3 separate regions of the Mus musculus genome follow, and regions 1 and 2 are each linked to region 3. A link is a loop called in an ENCODE intact Hi-C map of the cell type or tissue named here. Cell type or tissue: heart. All regions are shown on one strand. Links, peaks and the distances in the headings refer to the core of each region. The heading gives the core; the rest is flanking DNA.

Region 1 (9,757 bases), core at 1-8,000, 99 kb after region 3:
TCTCTCTCTCACACACACACACAGAGGCAGAGAGAGACAGAGAGACACAGAGGAACCATAAATCTAAAACAAATGAAGGTAGAGGGGTCTGGAGAGATGGCTCAGTGATTCCAGCAATGGCAGCTGGAGACCAGGGTTCTGTAACTCCAGTTTCAGGGCATGGATTGGCCTTTCCTAGCCTGAGTGGGCCCTGACCTCTGCGGTACACAGACAAACCATTCAGGCGGAAACCCCCATACAGAAAATAATAAAAAATATTTTTAGGGCTGAAGAGATGGCTCAGTGGTTAAGAGCAGTGGCTGCTCTTCCAGAGGTCCTGAGTTCAATTCTCAGCAACCACATGGTGGCCTACAACCATCTGTACTGGGATTCAATATCCTTTCCTGGTGTGTCTGAAGATAGCGACAGTGTACTCATAAGTAAATAAACAAACAAACAAATCTTTAAAATGACTTTTATCTTGCATTCAGGCCCTGGGCTCAGGGAGCCTCATTGTCCCTTTTCAGAGCAGGGACCTCAGTCCCCAGCTCCTGCACTGAGCCCAGTCCCGGCCTACTCACCTCAGTCCACAGGAAGGACAGGGCCGTGCCACTCCGCCTCATGGTGCAGGCTTCTGTGATGACAGGGATCAGTGAGACCAGGTCCCAGCCAGTTGCTGGGCCACCCCACGCCCCCAGAGCCCAGAGCCACATCAGCAAGGCAGCGAAGTCACAGCTGCCTGGCGAGGCTGCTGCAGGTACTCCCGCCCAAGCTCCCTACCCTGGCCAGCCCTAGGGACTAGAATCCTGGGTCCAGGTCACCTAGGAGAACCGTTCAGCGCCCGGAGGGACTCTTGCGCTTTGTGGGGTTTCTGAGAGCCGAGTTTCATGAGAGGTAGGCCTTCTCACACTGACACAGGTGTGGTACTCACTTCCAGCTGCTCCTGTGGGGACCTGCGCTGTGAGTGTGCTCTGTGACCTCCCAGGAGCAGAGGACAGACGGTCCTATCCCACTCCCAGCTGGGTTCTTTAACTGAGCACCAGACTAGACCCGAGCCAGGAGGCACCCTCGGGACTGGAGGAGGGGGTAAGGGCAGAGTGACCACAAGGGCAGGGAGGTGTGTGTGTGTGCCCAAGTGTGTGACCAAAACAGGGCTGAGGGGGAGGGGAGGAGAGGGGTGAGTGGCCAGGCAAAGGTTTACTTGTTAATGTGTTTACACCTGACAGAGGACAGAAATAGCCTGAGACTGAGGCATTACGTTAGTATTTTGGGGTACCAATCAAGGCACCCCAAGGCTTTAGGAAAGCTGTTCTGCTATGCTGTGCTGGTCCAGGCAGCTGATGACACTCTCTGGTCAAACCTTACCCACAAGTTAGAGCTGCAGTCAGAAGTGGGAAAGCCAGGGAGCTGGGACTGGAAGATGGAATGTGGCCTGGGCCTAGGAGATCTTGAGGCCACTCCAGTCTGTGGCTGTGAAGCAAGTTAATGTTTCACCCTACACCCCTCCCCCACAGACAGGCCAGGAGACCTCTCACCACCTACTCCAGTGGTCATCAGAGCGTGACCTGCTGTGGGTGGAGGTCACTTCAATCTGCTGTCAAACATCATAGCAACGAGGGAGACACCCTCACCTGTACTGAAGAGTGGGTCCTGTCTCACCCTAAAGTCGGCTGTCTGAAGGGTTACCAGACTGGAGCCTGAGCCACTGAGGGAGTGGTGGAGAGCAGGGTGTGCAGAGAGGAGCTGAGGCAGCCAGCTCCTTCCTCCCCGTGACCTCTGCACAGCCCACTTGGTACCTCCTGCCCCAAGGTTTTGAAGATTGCTGGAAAACTCAGATCCTTCCAGCAGTCAGAAGACCCCTCTTCACTTCACGGCCAGGTAGGCCTCGATGTCTTCATCAGGAAATAGGCCCATGCCTCTCCTACTGTAGGGCCTTTTCGTGCCCTGAGTACTTGCCCTGGGTACTTGCTCTGGGTGGGCTTTTTTTTGTTTTTTGGTTTTTCGAGACAGGGTTTCTCTGTATAGCCCTGGCTGTCCTGGAACTCACTTGTTTTTTTGTTTTTTTGTTTTTTGTTTGTTTGTTTGTTTGTTTTTTGAGACAGGGTTTCTCTGTATAGCCCTGGCTGTCCTGGAACTTACTTTGTAGACCAGGCTGGCCTCAAACTCAGAAATCCACCTGCCTCTGCCTCCCAAGTGCGCTACCACGCCCGGCCCTGGGTGGGCTTCTTAAGTCATGTGGATTTGTAGCTTTCCCCAGGCTGCCTCCCGTTAGGTTAGGTCTTCCAGTTCCTTGGATAGTGGCCTCTGTCCTGCCAGGACACTGGGTCACACAGGTCCTGGCTGGGGGGGGGGGGGGTGAGGACAGCAGCCCTGTCCTCTGACCCTGAAATGACATGCTCTGATTGTCATCCCCCCTGAAAGCAGACTCGGGGTTAACAGTGTGACTCCGGATTAAGGCAAAGAGGTACTCAACCCGAGAGTCAGGAAGCAGCTCTGAATCGTGAGACTTTACTCAGTTTATGCTTATTTAGTTTTATTTTTTAATGTGTTTTGCCTGCGTGTATGTCTGTGTGTCACCTGTGAGCCTGACGACTGCAGAGGGCAAAAGAGGCCACGGGACCCCTGGGACTGGGGTTGCTTACATGTGGGTGCTGGAAACAGAACCCTGGTCCCCTGAAAAGCAGACAGTGCTCTTAACCACTGAACCATCTCTCCAGTCTCCCACAAAAAAAATTTTTTTTCTAAAGATAGAGTCCCATGTAGCCCAGGCTGACCTCAAACCCCATATATAGCTCAGGGTGGACTTGAACACATGATCCTCCTGTCTCTACCTCCCAAGTGCAGGGATGACAACTGTGCTCCATCCCACCTTGATTCATTTCTGAGTTGTGTACTAGATCTGTGGGCCAAACTGGCCTTGAAATTCCTGGGCTCCAGTTGTCCTCCTTGCCACTTATCCCCAGGTCAGGATAGCAGGGTACGGGTGAGGGGGGGAAATGTTTCCAGACACTGCTCTTTCCAGGTGTCACCCCCACCATATCTCTAGTCCTCTGAGAGTCACGACTGTAGGCGGTCAGCAAATGGCAGCCTCTGGCTCACGCTGCCCTAGAAGAGGAACACACATAGATTGGCATTAAGCACCACAGGGCTCTACTGCAGGGGGATGTCTACTGGGAAGTCAGCAACCCAACCCTGGCTGTACCCATCTCACCATAGATACCGTATCCAGATTATGGAAAGCTGGAGCATCTCGGTTATAATGTCTCACAGCGACGAACGCAGAGCCAACGAGTAAGACAGACACAAGCAGACACACAGCAATCACCACACCGGGGTTCCTGTATGATGTGGGGGTCCAGAGGCTGCCTGCATCTGGGAAGAGGAAGGGGTCAGCCCTGGCCACATCCATGCCCCAGGCCCTCACTGAGGGTTCCTAGGGAGGAGCTCCCCCCTCAGCCACACCCCAGCCCCTCACTGGGGGGTTCTAAGCAGGAGCTCCCCCCCAGCCACGCCCCAGCCCCTCACTGGGGGGTTCTAGGCAAGGTTCCATCCCTGAGACTCGCCGCAGCCCCTTACTGGGGAATTCTAGTCAGGAGCTCTAGCCCTTAAGGTACTCCAGGGCCTATGTTGTTTATAAACAAGTATATAATTTCATGTGGATTTTTCGTTCTCTCTCTCTCTCTCCTTCTTTTCCTTTCTTTTCTTTTCTTTCTTCCTTTTCCTCCTCTCCTCCTCCTCTTCTTGCCTTCCTCCTCTTCTTACCCTCTTCCTCTTCCTCCTTCTGTTCCCCCTCTTCTTGTTAATTTTTCAAGACATTTCTGGCCCTGGCTATCCTGGAACTCACAGTGTAGACCAGGCTGTCAGGCTGTCCTGAAGCTCACAGAGAATCTGCCTGCTGCTACCTGAATGCTGAACCACCATCACCCTGCTTGGTTTTCTTTTTCTTCTTTTCCTCCCATCCCCTTGGTTATCTTTTAAAAGACAGGGACCCACCATGTGGCCTGGGCTAGTCTCAAACTTGAAGCCATCCTCCTACCTCCTCCTCACAGTTTTAGGAACACAGCACTGGACCACCACACACAGCGACAACTAGGTAATGAAACCTGTTTTCTTGCACATGGCTGTGTCCTCAGGAGCCAGCACACACTAGCAAGTTACTAAGGCCATAGACCCAGTAAAATATGGCTTTAGATGGCTTGTGGCTCAGGCCTGCCTGCACACTTCCAGGTCTGTGTCGCCACCTGGTGACTGGTTTCAGAACTGCTGTCAGATTTCAGCCAATTTGTTTGTTTGTTTGTTTTTTGAGACAGGGTTTCTCTGTAGAGCCCTGGCTGTCCTGGAACTCACTTTGTAGACTTTGTAGACCAGGCTGGCCTTGAACTCAGAAATCCGCCTGGTCTCAGCCAATCTTTACACTCACCCTGGTGTGGGCTGGACACAGTGGACAACCCTTGTGGAGGCAAGTTCGTGGACTGGGATGTGGTGGTCGGCTCGGAACTGGGGAACCCAGAGGTGGGGAGAGAGGCTGTCTCTGGATCTGGGGAGGCTGAGCCCGGATTTGGAGTTGTGGAATCTGGAGGGGATATGGTTTCCAGACTTGTGTAGGTAGAATCAGGGGTTGTCTCTGGACTTGTGGAGGTGGGGACAGGGGTTGTCTCTGGACTTGGGGAGATGGTATCAGAGGCTTTCTTTGCTATTAAACTCTTCAAGAATAGTGTAAAATTAACATCTGGGAAAAAAACAAACAAAAAAACAAGATGTGGATATGTGTCTATGAAGCTTGCGAATGGGCATCCTGGGCTGGAACGCTGCTCAAGTTCGATCTCAGCCCCTGGCCAACATACCTGTGACTGAAGATGAGCGCTCTGAGTTTAGCTTGCCAGCGCTCTGGCCCGCCTAATGCAACTCTGCCTGACTCCACAGAGCTAGGCTCTGGAGTGCCACCTGTTACAACTCAATCACTGCCTGTGACTTCTGCTTTACAGAAAGGGAAACAGTCCCAGAAAGTTGAACCATTACTCAACTCTGTCACTCGGGTGCAGGCATGACCTCCACATCCAGAACTTTCTAGAACCCTGAGAACTGGGAAGCCCTGACCTAAACTAGGACTTGAACTCTGCCCCAGAATGCTGGCCACACCCTCTACCGCCGAACCAACACCAAGATTCAGGTCTCTGACACACCACCCCTCCCTCCTGCCGTGCTTCCCCTCCCACGGCACCCTTCCCCCACCCTGAAGACATTCAGAGGCTGTGGAGATAGTTCCTGTTCTCCCTCCTCCCATGACTTCCTTCCAGATCCAGGTCGCTCCACCCAGGTGTGCAGGGCACAGGCCGCAATGGCTGCTTTGCCCAGCCCATGCCTCACCCCACATAGCACATATGAGGAAATAACATTTAGGTTCTGAAAGGGGGTGCTGACCCCACCTCCCACACCCCAGTCTCCCAGGCCCTGTGGCAAAGGAACCTAAGGATGTGAGTAGACTCGATGAGAAATTCCTGAGGAATTAAAATTGACCCTAAGCCAAACCAGGATTAATTAATTAATTAAGGTTTTAAGTGACGAAAGAGGAGGTGGTAGCAATCTCCAGTTCTACTAAGAACCTAGCACCAAATAGGTCTTTATAATTTTCTGGAAAGTTAAACAGAAAGGAGAGTAGAACCTGTCTCATGCCTTTAGTCTTGCACACAGGAGGCAGAGGCAGGCTAATCTCTGAGTTTAAGGTCAGCCTGATCTACAGAGCAAATTCCAGGACAGCCAGAGCTACACAGAGAAACCCTGTCTTAAAAAACATCAAAAAATAAAAATAAAAAAAATAAAGGAAAATAGGGGTGTTTTGGCAATGTATCTGGTATTGCACTTTTCCGTCTCTGAGATGGAAGCTGTGCCAATTGTCCTTAATAGGGTCATCCACAGGCTGGAGCCTGTCTGGGCTTCCAGGGATAATTGTGGGGCTTTCGGAATAAAACCATCAACTATTATAAATCAACTGTCTAAAGAAGTAGCTGGAAGCCGGGCGGTGGTGGCTCACACCTTTAATCCCAGCACTTGGGAGGCAGAGGCAGGCAGATTTCTGAGTTCGAGGCCAGCCTGGTCTACAAAGTTAGTTCCAGGACAGCCAGGGCTACACAGGGAAATCCTGTCTCGGGGAAAAAAAAAAAAAGAAAAGAAAAGAAAAAAAGAAGAAGAAGAAGTAGCTGGAAGGAAATAAGAAGTCTGGCACCACGACTCCTAAAGGGAACAGGGACAGTGAATGAACAGAAAGTGAGCCCAGATCCCTGGTATGACAAGGGGGCGGTTGTGTAGGCCCTCCTCACTCTCTGGATGGGGCAGGACTGTGCCAGAAACCCCTGAAGTGTCCCGGAAACCACTGGCTTTTGCCTCAACTCAGATGATCCTAAGGGGTTGCTACCAACTCTACTGTGTCTGGGAGGAAAGGGGAGAGTAGGGTTTGAAGCCCTGTGTCCCGGTCCCACTGTCCACCCGGAGCCATTCCCTTTCCCTCCACCAGCCTACCCCTGGATGCAAGGATGACGGAGGAGTCGCCTAGCAGCAGCAGAGCCAGCGCCAGGGGCAGCAGCCACGAGCTCGCCATTCCTGCAGTCTGCCCAGGCTGCAGGTGCGCGCCCAGGTTAGCAGTGCCTGGCCCACGCGCGGCCCCTGCCGGCGGATCGCAGGAATGACGGGCTGCTTGGGGCTCTGGGGTTCCCTCCAACCCTTCCTTCCTCCTTGGCACCCCAGCGCCTCCTCAGCACGGGGTGAACTGTGCTCCTGAAGTCTCAAGACACGTAGTGGCCCCTGTCCCCAGACACCCAGGGATACCCCTTCTATGGCTGCCCCAAACCTGACTTGAATACCCATGTCTCTCTGGCCACCAGACTCCTCTGGCTCACCTAGGTGGAAATGCCTTCTCCGGTAGGTCTCACAGCACAGTGGATGCAGCTGGAACCGTCTAGCATTTTTCTAAAGGAGGTACAAGCAAGCTAAGGAAGTCGAAGTGGGCTAGTCCCTGCCACAGAGGGTCTCACTGTGTAGCCCAGGCTGACCTAAACCAAACCTCTTGGTGATTCTCCTGCCTCAGCCACCCATGCTGAGATGACAGGTGTGTGCCTGTCACAGGTTAATTTATGTATATTTGGTGTTTGTTCCTTCAAATAGTGTGTGTGTTTATGTGGTGTGTTCCTACATGCCGTGTGAGTGTGTGTGTGTGTGCAGGGAGATCAGGTGAGTCACCTCTCCCCATCAGTGATCAAACACACAGGCTCAGTAGCAAGCATCTTAACCAACTGTGTCATCTCACTGGTCCCAGATGTGACATTTTACAAATCACTAGCCATGTGACACACAGGATTCCATGCTAGTGACCTGTGGCCCCTGGAAAATAATTAGGGTTCCCCAAGCCTAACTATAGATACCACATGGGCTGGAGACACTGGAACTCCTTGCTGCTGGCACGGTCTAGAATTCCCCTTGTTCCTCCCAAGATATATGACCAGAGTCAGGCTGTAGCATGCTTTATTCACAAGACTCATGAGGCCACATGGCCATGATGGTGTCTCTTGCCCACAGCCAGGGAGGGGTCTAGACGCCAGGCCAGTGCAAAGAGTAAGCCCTTGAGCTATGGCGTGAAGTGTCCCTGGAGATGCTCCACGGGCCTCCTGTTCCCAAGAGTGCATCCGTGGTGAGGCAGCTTCGAGTGTAATGGCCCCTCCACACGGCCTGAACCATCTTGGCTGCAGACTGCTTCTGGCTGAGCTGCCGGCGGGTCCTGTAGCCCTTCCAGGCGGCCTGGATGATGGTGCATGCTCTGTGCTGCTGGCTAAGAAGGGTGTTCTGCTGGGATGCTGAGGCCCATCGAGAGACAGGCTGACCTGAGATGCCCTGGCCAAAGCCCTGCACCACTCGCGTGGAGAGTGTGTGGCCACACACGTGGCAAGTGCGTGGCTGGGATCCCACAAGCATCACAACGCTGGGCGGACTCTCTACCGGGGGACCCAGGGATTGACAGACGCTGCAGACATCTGGTTGACAGGATAGGAAGCAGCGGTGCTCGGAGCTATTTCTGTTGTCCAAGGTTCCCTTGGTTCGACCACTGTGCTCTGGCCATGCAATAGGGAGCAGTACCTGGCGGGCCCGGGCCCGGCGAATGCAATAGCCGCGCCAGGCAGCCTGGATGATGGTGGTGGCCCTGAACAGCCTTTCCAGATTCCGTCGTACACGGTAACCACGCCACGTAGCTTGGATGATGGTGGCCCATTGGTGCCACACTTTCACAGTGCGGCGCACTAGGTAGCCACGAGCGCACGCTTGGATGGTGACAACGGCCTGGACGACAACTTTCTCCATGCCCTGTACTGACATCAGCAGCTCAGCTGAAGGCTTGCGGTCCAGCTCGGCCTCTGCACCAATGGGGTCCCATGGCTTGTGGCCCCTGCTGGGATACCATACGCCTTGGGGTGCCCCAGCATGTGCTGTGGCTCTGACCGATACGTTGGGGACTTTGGAATTCCATGACTGGCCAGAAGCCAGGCCGGCATCCACAGGGCCCTGGGATACAGTGGGGGGTAGGGATATCGTATTATGGCCAGTTTTGGGGTGTGTAACAAGATGGGGTCTGTGGCTGTGGGGTGTGGTTCTGGGGCCCTGGGAACTCCCACCGAGGCTTGTCTCACCCACCTTGATGTGTTGAAGTCTATGGCCATAGAGCATGGTGGGGACTCTTCCAGAGCCCTCACTAAAACTAGTTTTAGGGACTGTGACCTGAGGGTGTTCTTGGCTGTGAGGTGCAGTGGAGATTCGTGAGACCCCATCATAGCCAGTGACAGGGCGGTTGATGTACTCAACATTTTGGTTGTGGGGCATGGTTGGGACCAGGGAACTCCTATCATAGCTAACTCTGGGGCATGTGACAAGAGTGGGCCTCTGGTCAGGGTGTGTGGTGAGGCCCAGCATTGTTTTTGGCAGACCAGCCTCTCTGCTGTCCTGGGCAGCCTCATCAAGAAGGGATCTCTGGGAGCCACTTGATGATGGCTCATGGACCAGAGACATCCTCTGAACTCCTGAGGTTGCCTTCTGTCTCCTCGCATCCCCGACATGGTTAATGGGTGTGATGCCCACTGTGGATGTCCCTGAGGGTTCCTTGTGACTGTCCAATGAGACCCGAGGTACCAGCTTGAGTGGATGACTAAAGGGGGGCAATCTGTTCATGGGACCTTCTAGAAGTTCTGAGACAAAGCTGACTTGACTGGGTTGGTAGGACTTTTTAGCAGTGAGGGACTCTTGGTGGTCACTCTTGGTGTGACCTTGAGGTCCTCCAAACTGGGAGGCACTAGACACCCCATTTTTAGATGGGGGTGCTGAGTCTGTCCCCCCTGAGCTCTCGACAGCTCTGGGGTTTCCAGGCTTGACCTCCTCTGACCCTAGAGACAACTCAGCTGTCCCAGCTTTGCCTGTACTCAGTGGTGCCACTGAGACGCTGGAAGCCAGAAGTTGGCTCGAATTGTCCACAGCGGCCTTCTGCAAGCTCGGGACCCTGGGAGCAGGGAGGAGGCTCTGGGGATCACTGTTGCTTTCTGAGGCTAAGGGCTGAACAGTGATGCTACTGGCTATGGGGTGCTTACCTAAACTTGGGGCCTGTTTAGGGACAGGGGGCACACTGTTGACTTGTCTGGGAGCTTCCTTGTTCAACAGAGCCTTTGAGAATATTTGGTCTTTGAGAGCATTTTCAGCTGCCAGGGGCTTCTGCCCATGACTCTCTCTTCCTGTGGCACCAAGGCCT
Region 2 (9,808 bases), core at 1-8,000, 50 kb after region 3:
GATGTCTAATGCAGACAGTTACATGGCTGTAGCCCCTCACTTGGGGTGGGTGGATCTGCAGCACAGCTGAGGCCTGGGAGGTTGGCTCAGGCCACGCAGCATCTGGCGTCCCCAGAGCCCAGGCCTGGCCCTGAGAGCTGCAGGGCCCCAGCCCATCCGGGCTCACAGCCAGAGCCTGTGGCTGCCCCAGTAACAGCCGCCTCCCTCCCCAGGCTGGCCAAGGTCCAGCCATCTCAAATGCCCCGCCTCACCCTCAAACCTTCAGGACTGAGGGCGGCCCTCTGCAGGCTCAGTTTCCCCACCAGCAAAGGCCGCACCTCCGAGTCCTGAAGAACCACCTGGAACCACTCAGCCAGCTCCTCCTGCATCTCGAAGGGGGTGAGGCTTTTACCAGTGGGGCCTCCGTTTGGCATTGGGGTCCCTGGCTGTTGTATCCGCCCTCCCCTGCTGGCAGGGTGCTGCCCACCTCCTCTCCTCTCCTACAGGTTTGGGGAGGTTGTTTCTTTTTCTTTCTTTTTTTTTTTTCCATACAGCTGGGCCAGCTCCACTCAGAGAGGCCCCGCAGGCCCTGGCTTGCCTCTCCTGCATGCCAGGGCATCCCTGCCGAGGGCCAGAGCCAACCCAGATGGTAGGGGCAGGCAGAGCCTTGCCAAGGCCAGCCAGACACCTGTGCACAAAAGGCCCTACATGGGAACCAGGCACTACTGGAAGGGGGCTGGGCCTGGAAGCTGCGGTGGGGGAGGGTGGAAGCCAGGTGTGGGGATGCCTGTAATCCCAACCAGAAAATTGCTTTGGGTTTGAGGCCACTAGGGCTACATAGTAGGTCTCTGATTCAAAGCCAAACAAAAGAGCATCAGACTTGGTGGCCCAGGCCTTTAAGCCCAGCACTCTAGGAGGCAGAGGCAGGAGGATCTTTGGGAGTTCCAGGCCAGCCTGATCTATATACTGAGACCCTGTCTCAAAATAAAATCTAAAACAAAAAGATACTCCAGTCTGGCAATTTTCTTTGAAGTGTAAAGCCCAGAGTGGTGATCCCTGAGGTCGGGGCTGCACAGCTGACCGTAGTAGAGCCAACGCCTGTGTGAGCTTTGCTCGCTGCCTCATGAGTCATCTCGAGACCTCATAGGTGCAGCCGCATGTTTGTAGAGGCCAGGCGTCTGAAGTGAAGAGGGCTGGTGTGGGCTTCTCTGGCGGTTCCAGTTGAATACAGAAGCCGTCTGCACTGTCACCTCTTTTGCTTTTGGAGACAGGTTCTGTATAACACAGGCCTCCTGCCTTCATCCCCAGAGTGCTGGAGTGATGGCTGTCCACTCCCACACCTTGCACTGAGCTCTTACCGTCCTTCGTGTCCTCCACTATCCCTGGGCTTGCAGATTCCTTGTGGTAAACTTCGGAAATAACTCCCACTGACACAGCGCTCCCTGTGCCCTGGGTTCCCAAGCTGGGCGGCTGCACAGTCTTGCAGGCATAGAGGGCATGAGTGTTCACGCCCTGCCCCTTCCTTCCAGGCCACATACTCCCAGACCTGGCAGAGCAGTTCTCCCCACCTGACCCTGCTCCCCCGATTCTGGTGAAGCTGGTGGAAGCCATTGAGCAAGCAGGTGAGGTCCAGCCTGAGTGTGTGGGGGGGGGGCGGGGGGGGGCGGGGCTCCAGCCTGGTCTTTTCATGGACAGAGGCAGAGCTGGGATGCTGTGGGTTTCCTTGTTGGCTGGGGGGAAAGGGTGACACCTAATAGGGAGGGAGGTGTCCTGGGCCCCATGTTACATATGCTGGTCAGTCACGTGAGTCCCCTTCTCCCAGAGCTGGACAGTGAATGCTACAGTAAGCCGGAGCTGCCCGCAACACGGACAGGTTAGGGATCCTGCTGACTTTCCCGTGGTGATGGGAGGGGCAGGCACATTCACCAGGCTGGACTGTGATGCGTTGCCATACCTGCAGACTGGTCCCTGAGTGACTTGGAGCAGTGGGACCGCACCGCCTTGTATGATGCTGTTAAGGGCTTCCTGCTGGCGTTGCCTGCAGCTGTGGTGACCCCTGAAGCTGCAGCAGAGGCGTACCGGGCACTTCGAGGTAAAGCCTGGCAGAGCAGGGTGGGCAAGGGACCTTGGGGTGGATACCCGTGTGGTTACTGGCCCAACTGACTGGCTCTGGCTGTCTGTCTCTGCCCGCAGAGGTTGCAGGCCCCGTGGGGCTGGTGCTGGAACCCCCAACACTGCCGCTGCACCAGGCTCTCACACTGCGTTTCCTGCTGCAACACCTGGGTCGTGTGGCCCGCAGAGCACCCTCGCCAGATACAGCTGTCCATGCACTGGCCAGTGCCTTCGGGCCGCTACTGCTGCGCATACCTCCGTCAGGGGGCGAGGGTGATGGGTGAGTGGGTGGAGCCTGCGACGAGGTGTGGCTTGGTGGGTATGGGCATCACTGTGTGGGATGGGTCCCAGAAATGATGGAAGGGAAAAAGTAGTTTTCCTGGATGGGAACAGCCAGTGGGACCAAAAGCTTTGGGGTCTTTAAGGTAGGTGGGGTCAGGGAGAGCTGCTGTATAGGGCAGAAAGACTGGATCCCTAAGTGAAAGGGAGCAGGGCAGGGGGTGGCTGTGTGGGCAGGGTTTTCACTGTGGCTACAGTGAGGGAGCTACAAGCAGAGAGGGGCCGTCAAGCCTGCCCACGAGCTTGGCATTACTTCCTGTTTTCCTTGGAGCTCCTATTGCACATGCCTTGCCACACCTGTCTTCCTACACTGCCAATTGTGTTCCACACCTGCACCCCATCTTCTCACACATGGTGCAGCTGTCACTCCCAGGACTTGACTCCCCCACTTCCCCCTAGGAGTGAGCCTGTACCCGACTTCCCTGTGCTGCTGCTAGAGAGGCTGGTGCAGGAGCATGTGGAGGAGCAAGACGCTGCCCCCCCAGGTGACTGTTCTCATTGATGGGCAAGTCTATGACCAGTGTCGTATTCAGTTAGTACTTAACGTGAGCGTGCTTTTTGCAGCGGCAGTATGCACTTGGTGTGTAAGGCATGTGTGTTTTCTCCCCCAGCGCTACCACCTAAGCCCTCTAAGGCAAAGCCGGCACCCACAGCTCTGGCCAATGGAGGGAGCCCGCCCTCGCTTCAGGATGCAGAGTGGTACTGGGGGGACATCTCCAGGTAGTTCTGCTGCAGCAAAAGATGAGCTTCGTGTGTGCGTGGGACGGGCATGGGGAGCAGGGTGGGGCAGATAGGCTATGTCAGTGGCTCCATGCCCCCATTCCCCAGGGAAGAGGTGAATGAGAGACTCCGGGACACACCTGATGGTACCTTCTTAGTCAGAGATGCATCCAGCAAGATCCAAGGAGAGTACACGCTCACCCTCAGGTAGGGCCGGTGCATAGGCAGTGGGTCGGGAGGCTCCGGTTGGGGAGGTGTCCCACGATAATGACCCCACCCCTGCATACAGGAAAGGCGGGAACAACAAGTTGATCAAAGTCTTCCACCGGGATGGTCACTATGGCTTCTCAGAGCCCCTTACCTTCTGCTCCGTGGTGGAACTCATCTCCCACTACCGCCACGAATCACTGGCCCAGTACAACGCCAAGCTGGACACACGCCTTCTCTACCCTGTGTCCAAGTACCAACAAGTGTGTGCTGCGCTGGGGGTTGTGGGCCTCGGCTGGGCCTGGGTTGGGAGGGAAGCACTGATGGTTGTGTTTGGGATCCAGGACCAGGTGGTGAAGGAGGACAGCATAGAGGCTGTGGGCGCCCAGCTCAAGGTCTACCACCAGCAGTACCAGGACAAGAGCCGCGAATATGACCAGCTGTATGAAGAATACACACGGACCTCCCAGGTACCTGGGCTCTGCACATGGGGGGGGGGGGGGCTGAGGTACAGAGGGATAGCCCAAGCCAGTGTGTGCTCCCCCAGCACTCAGTGCTACACCCCATTTCCTCCCAGTGCTTCTTACAAATCTAGGTTTGGGATTCCCAAAAATGAATATAAAGCAAGGATGGGTTTGTAGTGGGATTTGTAGGCTGAGTCAGTTAGCTGAGTGCAGCCAGCCAGCACTATTGAAATACGGTTCTCAGTGAAGGAGACAGAGCAGAGTTACCCTTCACTCCTGATAACGGACGGACGTTAGGGACTTGTGGGCAGAACTGAGCTCCACCCCATCCCCAGGAGCTGCAGATGAAGCGCACAGCCATAGAGGCCTTCAACGAGACCATCAAGATCTTCGAAGAGCAGGGCCAGACACAGGAGAAATGCAGCAAGGAGTATTTGGAGCGCTTCCGGCGAGAGGGAAATGAGAAGGAGATGCAGAGGTGCGGGGGTTCCTCCTGTGCATCCTCTGGTGGCCACGGGGCAAGAGGGAATGGAAGGTGGCTCTCACCGAGGAGGCTGGTAATCACTGGAAATGGAATTCGGAGGGTGCATAGGAGTTCGCCCTGCCTTTTTCCTCAGGATCCTGCTGAACTCCGAGCGACTCAAGTCTCGCATCGCGGAGATACACGAAAGCCGCACGAAGTTGGAGCAGGATCTGCGGGCGCAGGCCTCCGACAACCGTGAGATCGACAAGCGCATGAACAGCCTCAAACCTGACCTCATGCAGCTGCGCAAGATCAGGGACCAGTACCTCGTGTGAGTCGCACCCTCTCCTGCTCACCAGGGGGCGCTCGTGCGCATCACTGCTGTGCTGGGTAAACCACGTTCTGAGCGCCCCTTTGGGCCGCCAGAGATACTGCACTTGGAACCCACTCTGGTTTACCTCGGTTTCCCAGGCATTGCTCACTTACCTCTCCCTTGTCAGGTGGCTCACCCAGAAAGGTGCCCGACAGAGGAAGATCAACGAATGGCTGGGAATCAAGAACGAGACTGAGGAGTGAGTGATGTGCTGCAAGGGGCAAAAGGACTTCATAAAGGGAGGGGGTACTCGCGTTGGTGGTGGAGGATGAGAGCTCTCCAGGCAGTGGCTCCTCTCCTGCTTCACCCCACAGCCAGTATTCACTGATGGAGGATGAGGACGCCCTCCCCCACCACGAGGAGCGCACGTGGTACGTGGGCAAGATCAACCGCACACAGGCGGAGGAGATGCTGAGTGGCAAACGAGACGGGACCTTCCTCATCCGGGAGAGCAGCCAGCGGGGCTGTTACGCATGCTCCGTGGTGTGAGTGCTGGGCTATGGGTTGGGGTTGAGTCATTTGTGTTGCGAATCCATTGTGTGCATTGAGCACCCATTTCCATTGTGTGCTAGGCTCTGTTGAGCTTGGCAGTGAAGAGGGGGAGAGGCAGGCATGGCTTCTTCTCTGAGCAGCTCTTTTGGCCACGCAGGGTGGACGGCGACACGAAGCACTGTGTCATCTACCGCACAGCCACCGGCTTCGGCTTCGCAGAGCCCTATAACCTGTACGGGTCCCTGAAGGAGCTGGTGCTGCACTACCAGCACGCATCACTCGTGCAGCACAATGACGCACTTACCGTCACCCTCGCACACCCTGTGCGTGCCCCCGGGCCTGGCCCACCGTCTGCAGCACGCTGAGCGCCCACCTCGCCTGCCTCCCTGTCCATGTCTGTCTCCAGATCCCCTCCCCTGGTGAACACGCGCAGGAGGCCATCCCTCCCGCTGCGCCTGCCATGTTTACAGAGGCTGTGGGGCCACTGGCCTGGGCGCCCTGAGTTCTTCAAGCCATATCCCCGGGGTTAGAAAGGAACCGCGCTAGGTGGTTTCCAGGAACTCAGGCCTGGACACTCGGGGCCGGGCGGGACCCGCCCCGCGGACCCCAACTTCCCCTCTTAAGGTCGAAGTGAAACCAGTCACAGGGGGTTACCCCGCAGCTGCCGAGAATCTTCCCCACTCTGGCGGGCAAAATACAAACTCTGGCCCTCGCCCAGGCCCTGCGCTGTTCTCCAGACTGTGCAATCGCCTCCCCTTTGGGACAAGGGCCCTGGGTGTGTCCCTGCTCCCTGGACCCCATACCTGCCCAGGGCGGATGGGCAGCAGGTTTTGTACGGTACATTTATTGATACGAATATGAAACATTGTACCTGTTGGCTGAGTGTCTTTGGGGACTGGAATTCCTAAACCCTGTTGCGAACGACAGACTTTGTCCTGCCAGTGGCCATGCCCCATACCCATGTCCTGGCCTGCCAGGGACCCTAAACCCAAGAACAGCCCCTCTTCTGCTGCCCCAGCTCCAGGGTGCTCGGACAGACACAAGCTGTGACGCCCATGTCGTCCTTAACTTCCTCATCAGGAAGAAAGGCAACAACCTCCCAGCCACCCAGGCGGGTGTCGCCTGTCCCTAGTCTCCCTGATTTGTGAGGGGAGACCAAGCTCTGGCCCTCTGCACACTTGCTGACCAGACCCCAGGATCTGTGCTCATTAGCAAAAGTCCTGCACTAGGGTAGGAACACATCAAGACTTAAGCCCATGAGTACTTTGCCAAGTGCTCCCATTCCCCCTCCAGCGCGTTTAGGCTCAGCTAGGACAGTAACGGACAGAACCCGTCCCTGACCCACTACCCTATGGGTTCAGTTGGCCTTGGTCCATGCTGCATCCTGCAAGTGACCTAAGACAAACAGCACCTTGTGACCCCAGAGCCTGGGAAGCTGAGGCACAATCACAAGCTTATTAGCTGGGGAGACAAATCAACAAAAGAGAAAACAAATGTTATCCGTACTCGTGGCCTCAGGGGTGGTCTCTGCCCAGCTTGCAGAGGGGTGAGGGTTGGAATCAAGACTTGGTTAGAACAGAACTCAGCATGTAGCCATCCCAAATCGCCATCCCCTCTAGCTTGCTGTCTCCTACACAGAAAACCCGGTTTTCTCACGCTTGGAGCTGGAACTTTTCCTGCTGGTGCTGCTGTTCTGTGGCCTGTCACTGCTCCAGGGACCCAGGGTTCAATTCTCAAACTGACTTGGTGCAGAGGCTCTCACAGCATGATCCTTTCCTGGCGACTCTATCCACAGTCATGTGTCACTAGCACCCCATTTCACAGACTGGGAAACCGCAGCTGATGGAAAAGGACAGTGTCTGGAGTCCAGGCACATCTCCAGTCTCACACTCAGTTGCTGGAAGCAAGTACCTCAGCTATGTCCTCAACCCAAGCCAGGGCCCAGAACCAGAGATGGGAAGTTGCCCTGCCTAAGCTAGCTTCTTTGCTGTGGCCTGAATCAGCGGAGGTGGGGGGATGTGCCGGGCGGGCGGGGCTGGCTTGCTGTGACCTGGAGTCATGGCAGTAAGAATTAGTGATGAGAATGTGTCACTCCCCCACCTCCGCTGGGCTCTGGGGAAGAACATGAGCCTCCTGTCCCTCGGTCTGGTCGTCACTGTCTGGAGTCCCCCTTCCCATGCCTGATCCAAAAACTTCACGTGACCAGACATGCTAGCCGCGGAGGACTGGAGGCTGGACAGAGTCTTGTGGCCTCGTGATTTGGGACCAGCACCTGGCTGGGGCGGAGCCTTCAGGAAAGGAGTCCCAGGGTTAGAAGGAGCCTGGATGGGGCGTGGACTTAGTGGGTGGGGCCTCCACTTGCTTAAAGTCTCCCGCCTTCCTGGCCTGACCAAGCAGTCCTGCCAGCTTTTTCCTCCGCAGCCATGTCCTGGTCTCCGATCCTACCATTTTTGTCCCTTCTGCTTCTGCTGTTCCCACTCGAGGTTCCCAGAGCAGCCACTGCGTCCCTTTCGCAAGCATCCTCCGAAGGCACAACCACCTGCAAGGTAGGGACCGCAACGCAGGAAGGGGCCCAGGGTCAGATGCCCGCCAGTCTGTCAGCTTAGGGACTTCTCTGCACTTATTCCGTGAACTCGTTTTGGGGAACTCCAATGTCTTCAGGGAAAGCTGTCACGCCCAGGGCCGCCACCCCTAATCCAGTCCCTGAACTCTGAGTACCGTGTCCACGTCCTTTCTCTTCCCCATCTCAGGTCTGAAAAATGCAGCTATCCCCTGCCCGCCTTGCCTGAGCATTTATCAACCACCTACCGGATATGTCTGAGTGAAGAGCTGAGGGATGGGCACGCGCACGGGGTGTGTGTATGTGTGTGAGGGGGGGTGTTCTGCTCCAGACCTGTTGAATCACTGTCTGGTCTCCACCCTCACACAATTCTTGTCGCTTACGGTGTGCGTTCCAGCCGAAGAAGAGAGGGGGCTAGCGTGCTTCTGACCTGGAGCAAACACATGCCCCGCACGCCTAGATCCTTGCTCAGACTCGGCCCGCCCTCCCCGGGGACCGGAAGTCTCTGCACGCATCAGGCACCTTCTGTGTCTAGTCGGGCATCAGACTGGGTGAAGTTTCCCTGGGTCCCTGGAGAGGAAGAATAGAGTCTTCGTGGGTGAAAGGCATCGCTGTGATGCGCAAAATTACAGAGGTGGGGAGGGAGGAGGGACGGAGAGAGATCAAGCGAGAGAGCATGTATTTGGCTTCAGAGTGTGCATCTCTGAACAGACAAAGCTGAGCGAGAGAGCAGCAACTAGAAATATGCATATCTTTTTTTTTTCTTTTACTTTATTTTACTTTATTTTGATTTGGTTTGGTTTTCTGTTTTGTTAATGGAGGGGACAGAGTCTCAGTGTAGGGCTGACTGTCCTGGAACTCACTATGTACAGCAGGCTGGCCTGGAACTCTTCCTCTGCCTCCCGGGTGCTAGTGTTGTCTTAGCACTTCCTGAATATAGTTAAAGATTGTGCATTCGCTGAGCACCTACTGTTTGAGAGCCTGTCAGGTTCCGTTTTGTAGATAAACTGTGATTGCGGAACAGGATCTAGAGTCTCGAAAACCTCAGAGGGGGAAAAAAAAGCCTGGCGGTGGTGGCGCACGCCTTTAGTCCCAGCAATTGGGAGGCAGAGGCAGGCAGATTTCTGAGTTCGAGGCTAGCCTGGTCTACAAAGTGAGTACCAGGACAGCCAGGGCTACACAGAGAAACCCTGTCTCTAAACCCCCCCCCCAAAAAAACCCTCAGAGGGCCCGGGATGTGGCTCACTGGGAGACTGCTCCCCCAACACGTGCAAAGAAACCTTTAGTCCCCAGTGCCACAAGGCTGAACGAACTATAAGGGTCTTGGCATAGGGCTGCCCTCTTCAGGGGTGACCGGGGCCATACCTCACCAGACACCTCTCTTCCTTTCAGGCCCACGATGTGTGCCTCTTGGGGCCACGCCCATTGCCCCCTTCACCACCTGTCAGAGTCAGCCTGTATTATGAGTCCCTGTGTGGAGCTTGTCGCTACTTCCTCGTCCGGGATTTGTTCCCAACCTGGCTGATGGTGATGGAAATCATGAACATCACCCTGGTGCCCTACGGGAATGCACAGGTACTGGGGGCGGGGCAAAGAAACTGAAGCAGGAGGGATGCCAAGGGACAGGAACACCTGGTCACCTGAGCTCACCAGGAACACCTAGTCACCTGAGCTCACCAAGATCCATTGCTATCTTGCAGGAGAGAAATGTCAGCGGTACGTGGGAGTTCCACGTGCCAGCACGGGGAGCTGGAGTGTAGACTGAACATGGTGGAGGTAAGCTGGAGTGCGGACCTGCGGTGAAGGGAGGCGGGATTGGCCACTTTCTCTGGACAACACTTGCCTGCCTCTCCAGGCCTGTCTGCTGGATAAGCTGGAAAAGGAGGCAGCGTTCCTAACCATCGTCTGTATGGAGGAGATGGATGATATGGAGAAGAAACTGGGACCGGTGAGTTGTTGGGTGGGAGGTTGTGCCGCCCTGGCTCCAATATCTAGGCAGGGGATCCATTCCTGAGCCACGCCCCAGGCCCTCACTAGGGGGGTTCTAGGCAGGGCTCCTCCCCAAGTCACACCCCTAGCCCTTGGCGTGACTTTCCCTC
Region 3 (9,885 bases), core at 1,886-9,885:
AGCTAAATATGCTATAGACAGAAATGTTTCAGATTCTGTATTCTGGGGACATGTGACCGAGAAGGACATCGGAATTGGACCCAGGATGGGCAGGGGCAGGGAGACAGGCGGATGTTACAGAAATTAAAGATCCCAGGCAGAAACAAGACCCATGAAGAAGTGCTGAGGCAGGAGGATGCCTGAGTTCTTTGGGGAGTATTAGGAGGCTGGGGAAGACAGGGGTGGGAAGCATGACAGGTCCTGCATGGGATCGGTGTGACTTGGGGGTCGGTATGACTCGGCAGAGGCAGCTGGCTGGTATGAGCCAGGGTCAGTCCCAGGGAACAGTCATCAGAGCTGCAGAAGGGACCATAGTTTTGTAGGTCGATGGTTTAGGAAGCAAAGAGGCCAAGGCTGAGAGAATCCATAAGCTTGCCCCAGGCCCTCTTTCTGAGATGCATGTTGACTGACTGTATGACCTCTTCCTTGAGGTCCCAGCTGGGAAGCACCTGACCCTGAGGAGGGAAGCTACTGGAAGGATCCAGTGCTGGGTCAGCCCAGGGCAGGAACAATGGCCAGAGTAGATCCCAGCCATCCAGGCCAGGACTGAGCAGCAACCTCTGTGGAAACCTCGGTAGGCAGGCCGGTGGGCCTCCCTCACTCTGTTTTATTCAGTGCCTGGGCCACCATTATGGTGCTGGGGACAGTGACTCTGAGAGGCTGTGGGCTAGGTAAGTTTGCCAGAAGCCCTGTCATGGCTGCTGAGAATCAACTTTGATGATTCTGGGAGGCTCCAAGAGCAGAAGGGTGGGGGCGAGGGCTGTGGCCCAGAGAGCATCCTGTGTAAAGGGTTAGTCTGTGGTCTCAGCTCCTGCTTAGAATCCCCCAGTGAGGGGCTGGGGGCGTGGCTCAGGGGTGAGTTTCTGCTTCCATTGAAACAAGATCCTGGGTTCCATCTTCAGCAAGAAAAAGAAGGGAGAGGAGATAAAAGCAAATGCCAAAAGGAAGGAACGCAGAAAGGGGAGAATGTACGAAAAGAGGGAGGAGAGAACAGATCTTTCTCCCACGACTGCAGATCACAAGCCGGAGCAGCAGGATCCACAGCAGCCCGGAACGCAGAGCCACCTGAACCCTCATTAGCACATGAGCAGAGAGACAAAGTGTGTTCTGGGTGCACAGTGGAATAGTACTCAGCTATGAAAAGGAAAGAGGCATTAACACATGTTAAAAACTTCAAAATCACAATGCATGTGATTGACAACAGTCAGCACAGACTCTGGGGAGTGACCCTTGTGACCTGGTGTCCGGATCAGGCTCAGGACTGTGAAAGTGTGCCCAGGGGTTCAGAAGCAGCTCGTGGGGACACACATTTTGGCGTTTGGCATGGAATGTTCTGGAATTAGTCAGAAGTGCTGTGTGCACACCGAGTGAATCCAAATGTCACCAAATTGTGCTCTTTAAATGGGCAAACTGAAGAAAAATGGGGTGTGTGGGGCAATTTGTGTGGTGTGTAAGCGCAGTGTGATTTTAAATCAAACATCGACAGATATAAAATCAAACAGGCAGACAGTGCTGGCAGAGCCCTGGGCACCTGGCTCTGGCGCTGACCCTGGGTCACTGGTCACAAGACATGTTCCCTAGAGCCTGTGACAATCTGTCCACACCGGCTAGAAGCACACAGCCGGAAGGTACCTGGAGAAGAAAACTGAGGCTGCTCATGTCCCTGCTCCACACAAGGCCACTGCAGTAAGCAGGGTGAGGAGGGGGCCAGGGACTGGGCCTGTTAGCCCTCAGCCGTCATCCTAGTACTCTGGAGGCTGAGGCAGGGGGATGGTGAATTCTGATCTAGCATGGGCTGTAGCCAGAGGGCCCTGAGCAGCTTGAAGGGAAGTCACAAGCTCCTCTGTCCAGACCACCAAGCTAAACTAAAAGGTCCTGGCCTGCTGGCAGCAGCCCTGCCACTCAGAGCCTTTATCTGGCCTCCTCAGGACCTTTGCTGTTTTTGTGTTGTTCCCAGATTGTAAAACCCCCAAAGAGACCACCAGGAATCACAACACCGCACAACACCGATGTAAGCGCATGAGGGTTTTTATTGAAGATCAAGCTCGGGCCACCAACCTTCCTGATGGAACAGGAAGGAGACTGAACCCCCAGGTCTGAGTGAAGGGGGTCTCTAAAGGGGGGAAACAAACAAACAAACAAACAACAACAACAAACCAAACACCGAGACTGGGGTTTCCAAGCCTTGGCATTACATAAGAGGGTACAGATGTGTTAGTCTTTAAGCTAATTGGTTTACAAGCACCTGGTTAAGCCACAAGGAGGGTGATGTGTTTATAAAAAGATAAAGATGGGGGTATCCTCTATGGGGACGTAGTCAGGTATGGGAGAAGGGGAAGTCTCAGTGGGCCTATGCCAAGGCCTCCCTTCCCCCTGAAGGACCAGCCCCAAAACGGTAGAGTATAGAATAGAGCTTATTCAGGGCATGGGGAGGGGAGTTAAGAGGCTAGTAGAGGCAGAGAAAGGCAGAGAGAGGGAGAGAGTAGAGAAGAAGAGGCCAGCCATGAGCATGTGGAGAGAGTGGGGGAACGGAATGGGGAGAGAGGGTGAGCAAGAGAGCAAGAGAGGAGGGGGCAAGCAGCCCCTTTAATAGTGAATCAGACCTACCTGGTTGTTGCCAGGTAACTGTGGGGCAGAGCTTACAGAGGGAGCATACAACAAGAAGGAGCACCTTGACCTGGGAATGACTTATGTTTTCTTAGCCCACTTTGTTGTTACCAGCCAGCTGCAGCTGCTGTGTCTATTTTGTAACTGCCAAGGACATTTTGTGATTTTTCTCAGACCTCAAGGGAGGGGGCCATGCCTCTCTAAGGGCAAGTTAACTTAGAATGGAGTCTTAAGAACAAAAAGGCGTGGTGGCTCACGCCTTTAATCCCAGCACTTGGGAGGCAGAGGCAGGTGGATTTCTGAGTTCGAGGCCAGCCTGGTCTACAGAGTGAGTTCCAGGACAGCCAGGGCTACACAGAGAAACCCTGTCTCAAAAAAAACCAAAAAAAAAAAAAAAAGGAAAAAAAAAGTGTGGGTGTGATGTCTGGATCCGTGTTTGCCTGCAGTAGCCTGTGAGACATCCCATGCCACAGGGGCTGAGCACGCAGGATGTCTGGAACACAGTAAGGAACTGTGTTTTGCACTGGTGATGGTCAGACCCAAGGCAATTAGCATTATGTTGATCATCCCATCCTGGAGCCACGACATAGGAATCCTAAATTGTTACTCTGCTCCCCGAGCCACGTCCCCAGCCCACTTTGGAAATTCTAGGCAGCTTCTCTGACTCTGAGCCACGCCCCCACTTCCTTAAGGGGGATTCTAGGCTGTCACTCTGTCCGCCACCCACCCGTCTTTCCCTTAGCCAGAAGCCAGATGGAGCCTGTTGGACACAAAATATACTCCACGGAAAGTTTGTCCACCACACGTGGCTGGATGCTGGTGACTGACTCTCCACCCCCAGGTCTGGTCTTGCCTTCTCCACCCGAGTCCAGGCAGACTCTAGGTGTGTTGGCAAATTCTCCCAAGCGTAGAAGTGTCCTCTGCTTCAACCTCCCGGGGTCCCTGGAGGAACCCCAACATACCCCAGCACTGGAAACGGGCTACCATAACCGAAATATTTGTGTAACCACTGTGTGGCTGGACCCGGAGACCACGGCTCCTTCGCCAGCTAGAAGCTTCTATGATAACGCAGGTTCCAGGTCTGGGAGGCCTCGCCCTACTAGCTTCGCATACTCTTGTTATAAAAGGGTTCTCAAACCTTGGGTAGTTCAAACTGGAAAAGTCCAATTTGAGCCTCATGTGCAGGGCGGGCGGAGGCGACACGCGTCGCTGCTGCCTCCTAGCGGCCAAAGTGAGACATTACGGACGCGCGTTTACCGTGGCTGTAGCGCCAGGAAAAGAGGGAACCCAGGGTCCTCTTGACGGGCGGGCGAGCACATGGGAAGGGAGCTGGGCCTCTCGCCTCAACTATCTGTACTACCCAGGTCTTATCTCGGAATTCTAGGTGACTGTCCACACTGTCCTCCAGACAGGGTCTCATGTAGCCCAGGCTACCCTCGGACTCGCTTTGCAGTCCAAGCTCATCTTTCTGCAGCTGCCTCCTGGGTATTGGGATGACAGACGTGCACCACGACGGCCAGATTTAGTTTCTCAGTCTCTGGGAAGGCCCATTTATTAAGTGCCCAATACTCTAATAGGGAAACTGAGTCCAGACGTATAAACTTCCCGTGAATGTCTAGGCCCTGCTTTTTAGGTAACCTAATTTATGACGCTCTAGAGTCATTCTGTGACCCCAGCCAAGGACGCTGGAGGCAAACTGAGCCTGTGACTGACCATGTCCCCTCAGACTGGAAGGACCCCCCCAAAAATAAACAGACCAGTGATAGGGTCCAGCCTTGCCCTGAGGATACCAAGCAAAGCTGCATGAAGCACTTTCCCCTTCTTGGAGGTTTCCATGTTCCCCTCACAGGCGGTGTGGCTATAGGCGCTGGAGGGAGTGGGTGGGAGAAGAGAAGGGTGCTACAGAACCGGGAGAAAGGCCTGGGTCTGCGTCCTGCAAACGCTGTGTGACATCAGGCAAGACAGTCACCTTCTCTGGGCCTCAAGAATCACATCTATAAAATAGGACAGCCATTATGACCAGCTGTTGCAGTTTAGGGGCTCCTGAGGAGGGAGCAGGCTGGAGATGCAACAGTCAGGCCTCTTGCCCCAAAGTGGGCGGTCCCGGCTCCGCAGTCTTATGGGTCCTCCAAAGATCGTCAAGTACAGAGGCTCCCTGGGTCACACCTCCCAGGAGCAGCGGGAGTGTCACGTGGGCCAGGTCACCACGGGGACAGTCCTCCCTAGCCAGGCCCAGGCGCCTGGCCTCTGACAGTGCCTGCACCTGCCTCTGCCTCTGAGTCTCCAAGGGCCGCCTTGTGTCCAGGGCGCACTCAGGGGCGGCCTGGGGCGACTCTGTCCCGTCGCCTCTGTCTCCGGGCATCTCGACCACCAGCGCATCTCGCGGGTACAACACCTCCGGGAAGTCCTCAGGGTTGCACCACTGCCAAGCCTAAAAAGAGGGGGGACAGAGTCAGTGAATTCTCGAGAGGGGCTAAGTAAAGTGCGGGGCGGGGCGGGACTGAGTGAAGGGGCAGGATGGGGGCGGGGCCGGGACTAATTAAGGAGTGTTGGGGTGGGGATGGAGCAAACAGCAGGAACAAGAGGAGGCAGGATGTGTGGGCGGTGCCAAAACTGAGTGAAGGGGAAAGGGGCAGGATCAGAAATTGAGTGATGGAGCAGACGTGGGCGGGACCAGGACTGAGTAAAAGGATGAGGGCAGAGCTAGGGCTGTGGGCAGAGCTATGTAATTGCTCCAGGACTTGGGAGGAGCCAAAACAATGGGAAGAATCCTGTCGTTGGGTGGGACTAAGACTTGGTAGGCGGGGCCAGGATACAGTGTAGCTGAAAACCCCTAACACCCCTCCCCCTCCCAGTGCCTAGAGGAGCACATTCATTCTGTGGAGACCCTCTTCCAAGTCGTCCACCGAAACAGCCAGGGTGAGGCCCCCAAGGTTAGCTACAGCACAGAAACGGATCCCGTCCCCTGGATCCAGCCATGCCTGAAGCCCGAAGCCTTGAGTTTGTTTTTCACATTCCCCTTTAGTTGAAGCCACGTTAAATTCTGATTCTAAGATGACATCCAGAATTCTCCTGCCTATTGGATCTACCTGTCGCCCTTCAGTTTGGGCAAGCTGAGCTGGAGCACACCCACTGCCCAGAGTACATTACTCTGCAGTGGGAAGCTGCGAAGGAACATCTACCTGCTTGCCCTGGCTGCCAGGGAACTCCACGGCAGTGCTGCCACAGGGTGTAGGCAGGGGTGGGCACAAGTGCCAGGCGGCCCTGAGGAACAAAAGGTGACAGATCAGAGAGGGTATTCTTGAGGCTTCCTTGTCCCCGCTGTTATGAAGGGTGTGATGTGGACCAAATGAGAGTCCTGCACACTCAAGATCAGCAACATCTCTGCCCACAACGCAATTCGGTTCCAGGCCCTCTGTGCCTTGGTTTCCGCGTCTAGACCAGGACAGATCTATACTTTGGGGTCGTGAGTGTCCTCAATACTGCTCTAGCAGACAAGGCAGGAGGGGTAAGGCAAGAGTCACCTGTTTAAGCCAATGTATCCGAGACTGCCCACGAGGAGGACGCTGGCGAAGCTTCCCAGAGACGCGAAAATGATGGATAAACGGGAAATCTGCACCTCTGGGGGGCGGGACAATTTGGGTTGAAGGATGTGTGCCCTGTTCCTACCCTGACTGAGGAAGACGCAACTTGACCCACATACAGCAACCCAAGGAGACAAAAGAGAGCAGAGGGGTGGTCACTGTGGATCAGAGACAAGTAGGGAGTGCTTCCTACAGGAGAGAACTTTACAGCTGGGGTTTGAAGGACAAATAGGAGTTTGACAAATGGAGAGGAATCAAATACTGCAGGTAGATGAGGTAGGCTAGAGAAAAGGAATTCTGACCAGTGCTTTTTCCAGAGGCCATGGAAAAACACAAAGGAAAAGTTGGCCAGTGGGGTGCTGTGGTGCCGGGTCCTGCATGGTTATGGAAGGGAGGTGGGACACAGTTCCTGCTCCTGACACAGAGCCAGGAGGGTGTTGGCCTGCAGGAGTGCTGACAGTTGCTGGGCATGAGGCGTGTGTGTGTGTGTGTGTGTGTGTGTGTGTGTGTGTGTGTGTGTGTGTATAAAATGTTCCTCCTTTGGGAAATATTCTCCCTGCCAAGATTAATGACTCAATGATAATTAGAAGCAACATGAGTCCATGAGGCGAGGCTGTGCCTAATGTCTCAGAAAAATGGTAAATGCTGAGACCTTCAGGACAGCCCTTAAGGCTGTAGGAAAGAACTCTGAAAACATGAGTCCAAGACTATATAATTTCTCAATATGCAAAATATAACGATGCAGTATAAGTCAGGGCCTTCACAGATCTAGAAGAACAGGGACAGCTAAACTCTGAGCCAGCTTGTCAAAAAGAAACTGAGGAAGGAGATAAAGAGATTTAAGAAATGGTAATCTGGGCTGAAGAGATGGCTCAGTGGTTAAAAGCACCCTCTGTTCTTCCAGAAGTCCTGAGTTCAATTCCCAGCAACCACATGGTGGCTCACAGATGGTATCTGTAATGGGATCTGGTGCCCTCTTCTGGTGTGTCTGAAGTCAGCTACAGTGTACTCACATACATAAAATAAATAAATCTTAAAAAAAAAAAAAAAGAAATGGTAATCTCAGGACGGGATCCCACCCAGCTAAACTTACTCTCTGTGCTTACAAAGGCAGGCAGATCTCTGAATTCATTTGCAATGTTAAGAAAAAAAAGGGGGGGTGGGTATGGGGGACTTTGGGGATAGCATTGGAAATGTAAATGAGGAAAATACCTAATTTTTAAAAATTAATTAATTAATTAAAAAAAACAAAGGAACCAGAGATATGGTTCAGTGGTTTAGAGCAATGACTGCTCTTCCAGAGGTTCTAAGTTCAATTCCCAGCAATGACATGGTGGTTCACAACCATCTGTAATGGGATCTGGTGTACTTTTCTGGTGTGTCTGAAGACAGCTACAGTGTACTCAAATGAATAAGATAAATGAATCTTTAAAAACAAAACAAAGACTTTAAAAAAAAAGAAAAAAAAAAGAACGTACTTGCTGCCTTTTGCTAAGAATCACAGGCTAGAGTCAGGGAATGGTGATTTGTAAAATGATGTGGGGAGGCGGGGAAGGTGGACAAATGGATTGATATGAAATAAAAGACTGGGCTTTGGCCCGAGAGAGAGAACACTCAACTCAGAGAGGGAACCTGGAGAGCTAACACTGCTATTTAGAAATTTTTCTGGCTTTCAGATTTTGATCAGAAAACTCAATATTTACTTTTAGGATTTTTTAAAAACAGGATTTCTGACTTGATTGGAAAATCCAAGATTTGTTTCTGAGTTTGGTCAGAAAGCCCATGAACTATGCAGAGAGCTTTTAGAATTCTTTCTAGCAGAGACCTATCTGGACAGCCCACTTGGCAGAACACAGAGCTCTCATCTTGTACCCCACAACTGACTTCAAGTTGTTCTTTCACCACTCCCAAACACCCCTTTCTCAGGACCCCCTTTTCAAGCCGAGGCTGGTCCTTGGCACTGTGGGGTCATTAGGGGAAGAGCAGTCAGCTATCCTTGATGTCTCTCCACTCACCAAAGCTAAAGCGCTGGGGATGACTCCAGGCACCCGGGAGCCTCGCAGTGTCGGCTCGCACCTGAACCTTGTACATTACTCGGCTGCGCAGTCCGTCAAGTGTCACTTGGGTTTTAGTGGGTGGCACGAGCCACTCTGCTGGGGAAGGCAGCAGTGGGTTAGGGATCCCTTTATGACCTGTGGTACGAGCCTGACACTCAGAGCAGCCCTGTGAGGTCCACACTCGCTGCGGGGCCACCGTATCTTGTCTCAGGACACAGCAGCGGGGCTCACACTACACTCTCTTCCACCCCCATACCCCCAGCACCTGACTCCCACGCGCCGTCTTCAGCCTCGCAGCGCACGACGTATTGCGTCAGGACCCCCGGGCAGGTGCTCAGCTGTGACGCCGTCCACTCCACGGACACCGAGTCCCCGGTTTGGTTCCTCACCGACACGTGTCGTGGAGTACCGGCTCTCGAGGCTGTGCAACGCCTCAGTCACCAATGGGGCAAAGGAAGGGAAGGCCCCGCCCACCGCGACCCCGCCCACACAGACCACACCTTCCTCCACGGTGGCCATGCCTACCAGGGTGGCTGCCCGCCCCATGCACAGCCCTGGATCCGCCCAGTATCCTAACTCCACAAACTTAGGGCTCTACGAATAGCCTTGGCCACACCTGCCGGCGTGGATCCTTTAATAGAGATAGCATCTGACTAGCTCACATCCTTGGTTCCACCCACAGCCACTCCAAGGTGACCAAGGGACATCAAGGGTCATCAAGGGATAGATCGACTCACCGTTACCCCCAAAGTAGTAACTGGACAGGACTGTGGCCCACAGCATGGGATTCTTGGGGTTCTTGGAGGCGAACACTGTGATGCGGTAACATTCCTCCTGCTCCAGGGTAGGTTTAGAGCTCCAGCTGTGTGTCACTAGAAAGACCAGCGGAGCAGCCACTGATGGACTGTCCCATAACTGTTTGCTGACTGTGCTGCCTTCTGGGACTGCCTAGAAAACTTCTACTCGTGCTTCAAAGCCTTTCTACTTCTTCCCCTGGATCGCTCATCCAACTACCTAGCCTTTACAGCATGCGGAGAAGTCTATGTGGAGCTCCACAGCCTCAGCTGTGAAAACCCCAAAAGTGTGTCCACCAGGACTCCAGCCCAAACCCACAGCAGGACATCTTAAGACACTGCAGTCACCGTCCTGCTGCCTGGCTTTCTCTAGGCCTCATTAACTTGCCAACAGCAACTGTGAACTGCCACCTTCCGTGGTGCGGGAATGTTTAAATCATCATAATATGTGAGACTCATTATCTGCCATCGTGTGACCTGCCCAGGGCAGGACATGGGAACCCAGCAAAGGTTGCAGATGCAGGCCACAGCATTCCACTTCTGCCCGATTCTGTGTGACTCTGAGTAAGTGAAGATGACACTCTGGGCTTCAAACACCCTGTCTGCACAGACCCTGAAGGTTGGAGCCCACCATGTATTACCCATCTTGGCAGGATCCTCTTCTTCTGGTACAATCAGGGTACAGTGTGTGTGGTTCCTGTGCTGGAACCATGGCTGCCACTCAAGGCAGTAGGTGGTGCCGGGAGCCTGGGCTGCCCACTGCATGGATGTCATGTTGCCTCCCACGCTGACATTCAGGGCTCT

What was found. A loop is a pair of places that touch in the nucleus more often than their neighbours do. Peaks named below come from ENCODE experiments on the same cell type or tissue, not always from the same donor. Only the 100,000 strongest peaks of a DNase experiment are listed, where the experiment ranks them.
Region 1: a loop joins it to region 3, with 5 times the contacts of the local background. A loop is called at or near these places in 6 of 42 quality-filtered maps.
Region 2: it touches region 3 in a loop (2.3-fold over the local background); 3 of 42 quality-filtered maps call a loop at or near these places.

What each region holds. Positions count from the first base shown.
Region 1 is chr8:70,715,371-70,725,127 of GRCm38, reverse strand. It overlaps Iqcn (IQ motif containing N), which reads right to left. Exons shown (of 4, transcript NM_001370847.1): 4 at 7,478-8,526. The coding sequence ends at 7,561. Gm3336 (predicted gene 3336) reads right to left here and starts at 6,585. Exons shown (of 4, transcript NM_001195253.1): 1 at 6,496-6,585; 2 at 4,400-4,708; 3 at 3,191-3,351; 4 at 2,493-3,084. The coding sequence starts at 6,574. The coding sequence ends at 3,037. Pde4c (phosphodiesterase 4C, cAMP specific) reads right to left here and starts at 1,064. Exons shown (of 17, transcript NM_001310465.1): 1 at 911-1,064; 2 at 561-613. The coding sequence starts at 602. It overlaps Gm34255 (a long non-coding RNA gene), which reads left to right and starts at 600. Exons shown (of 3, transcript XR_379077.3): 1 at 600-736; 2 at 1,494-1,857. In heart, for the core only: a CTCF peak has its summit at 4,229 (motif pointing left); DNase peaks (open chromatin) are centred at 3,327, 4,237, 5,137 and 6,617; H3K27ac peaks cover 424 bases; H3K27me3 peaks cover 4,277 bases.
Region 2 is chr8:70,764,396-70,774,203 of GRCm38, reverse strand. Ifi30 (interferon gamma inducible protein 30) reads left to right here and starts at 7,541. Exons shown (of 8, transcript NM_023065.3): 1 at 7,541-7,695; 2 at 9,102-9,284; 3 at 9,410-9,439; 4 at 9,441-9,485; 5 at 9,565-9,657. The coding sequence starts at 7,573. It overlaps Pik3r2 (phosphoinositide-3-kinase regulatory subunit 2), which reads left to right. Exons shown (of 16, transcript NM_008841.3): 3 at 1,509-1,601; 4 at 1,802-1,852; 5 at 1,940-2,071; 6 at 2,173-2,371; 7 at 2,830-2,915; 8 at 3,042-3,150; 9 at 3,259-3,357; 10 at 3,440-3,620; 11 at 3,702-3,827; 12 at 4,157-4,299; 13 at 4,439-4,615; 14 at 4,785-4,856; 15 at 4,972-5,142; 16 at 5,307-6,028. The coding sequence ends at 5,514. 6330537M06Rik (a long non-coding RNA gene) reads right to left here. Exons shown (of 2, transcript XR_003947402.1): 2 at 6,629-8,279. In heart, for the core only: no CTCF peak of the experiment used is centred there; DNase peaks (open chromatin) are centred at 153, 4,653, 5,603, 7,453 and 5 weaker places; H3K4me3 peaks cover 1,320 bases; H3K27ac peaks cover 948 bases; H3K27me3 peaks cover 412 bases.
Region 3 is chr8:70,815,707-70,825,591 of GRCm38, reverse strand. It overlaps Il12rb1 (interleukin 12 receptor, beta 1), which reads right to left. Exons shown (of 16, transcript NM_008353.2): 10 at 9,723-9,885; 11 at 9,025-9,159; 12 at 8,553-8,708; 13 at 8,246-8,380; 14 at 6,171-6,267; 15 at 5,829-5,910; 16 at 4,168-5,077. The coding sequence ends at 4,721. Among named protein-coding and RNA genes, the nearest start is that of Il12rb1, 12 kb to the right of the region's middle. In heart, for the core only: no CTCF peak of the experiment used is centred there; DNase peaks (open chromatin) are centred at 3,751, 4,801, 5,271, 8,701 and 1 weaker place; H3K4me3 peaks cover 1,911 bases; H3K27ac peaks cover 618 bases; H3K27me3 peaks cover 5,198 bases.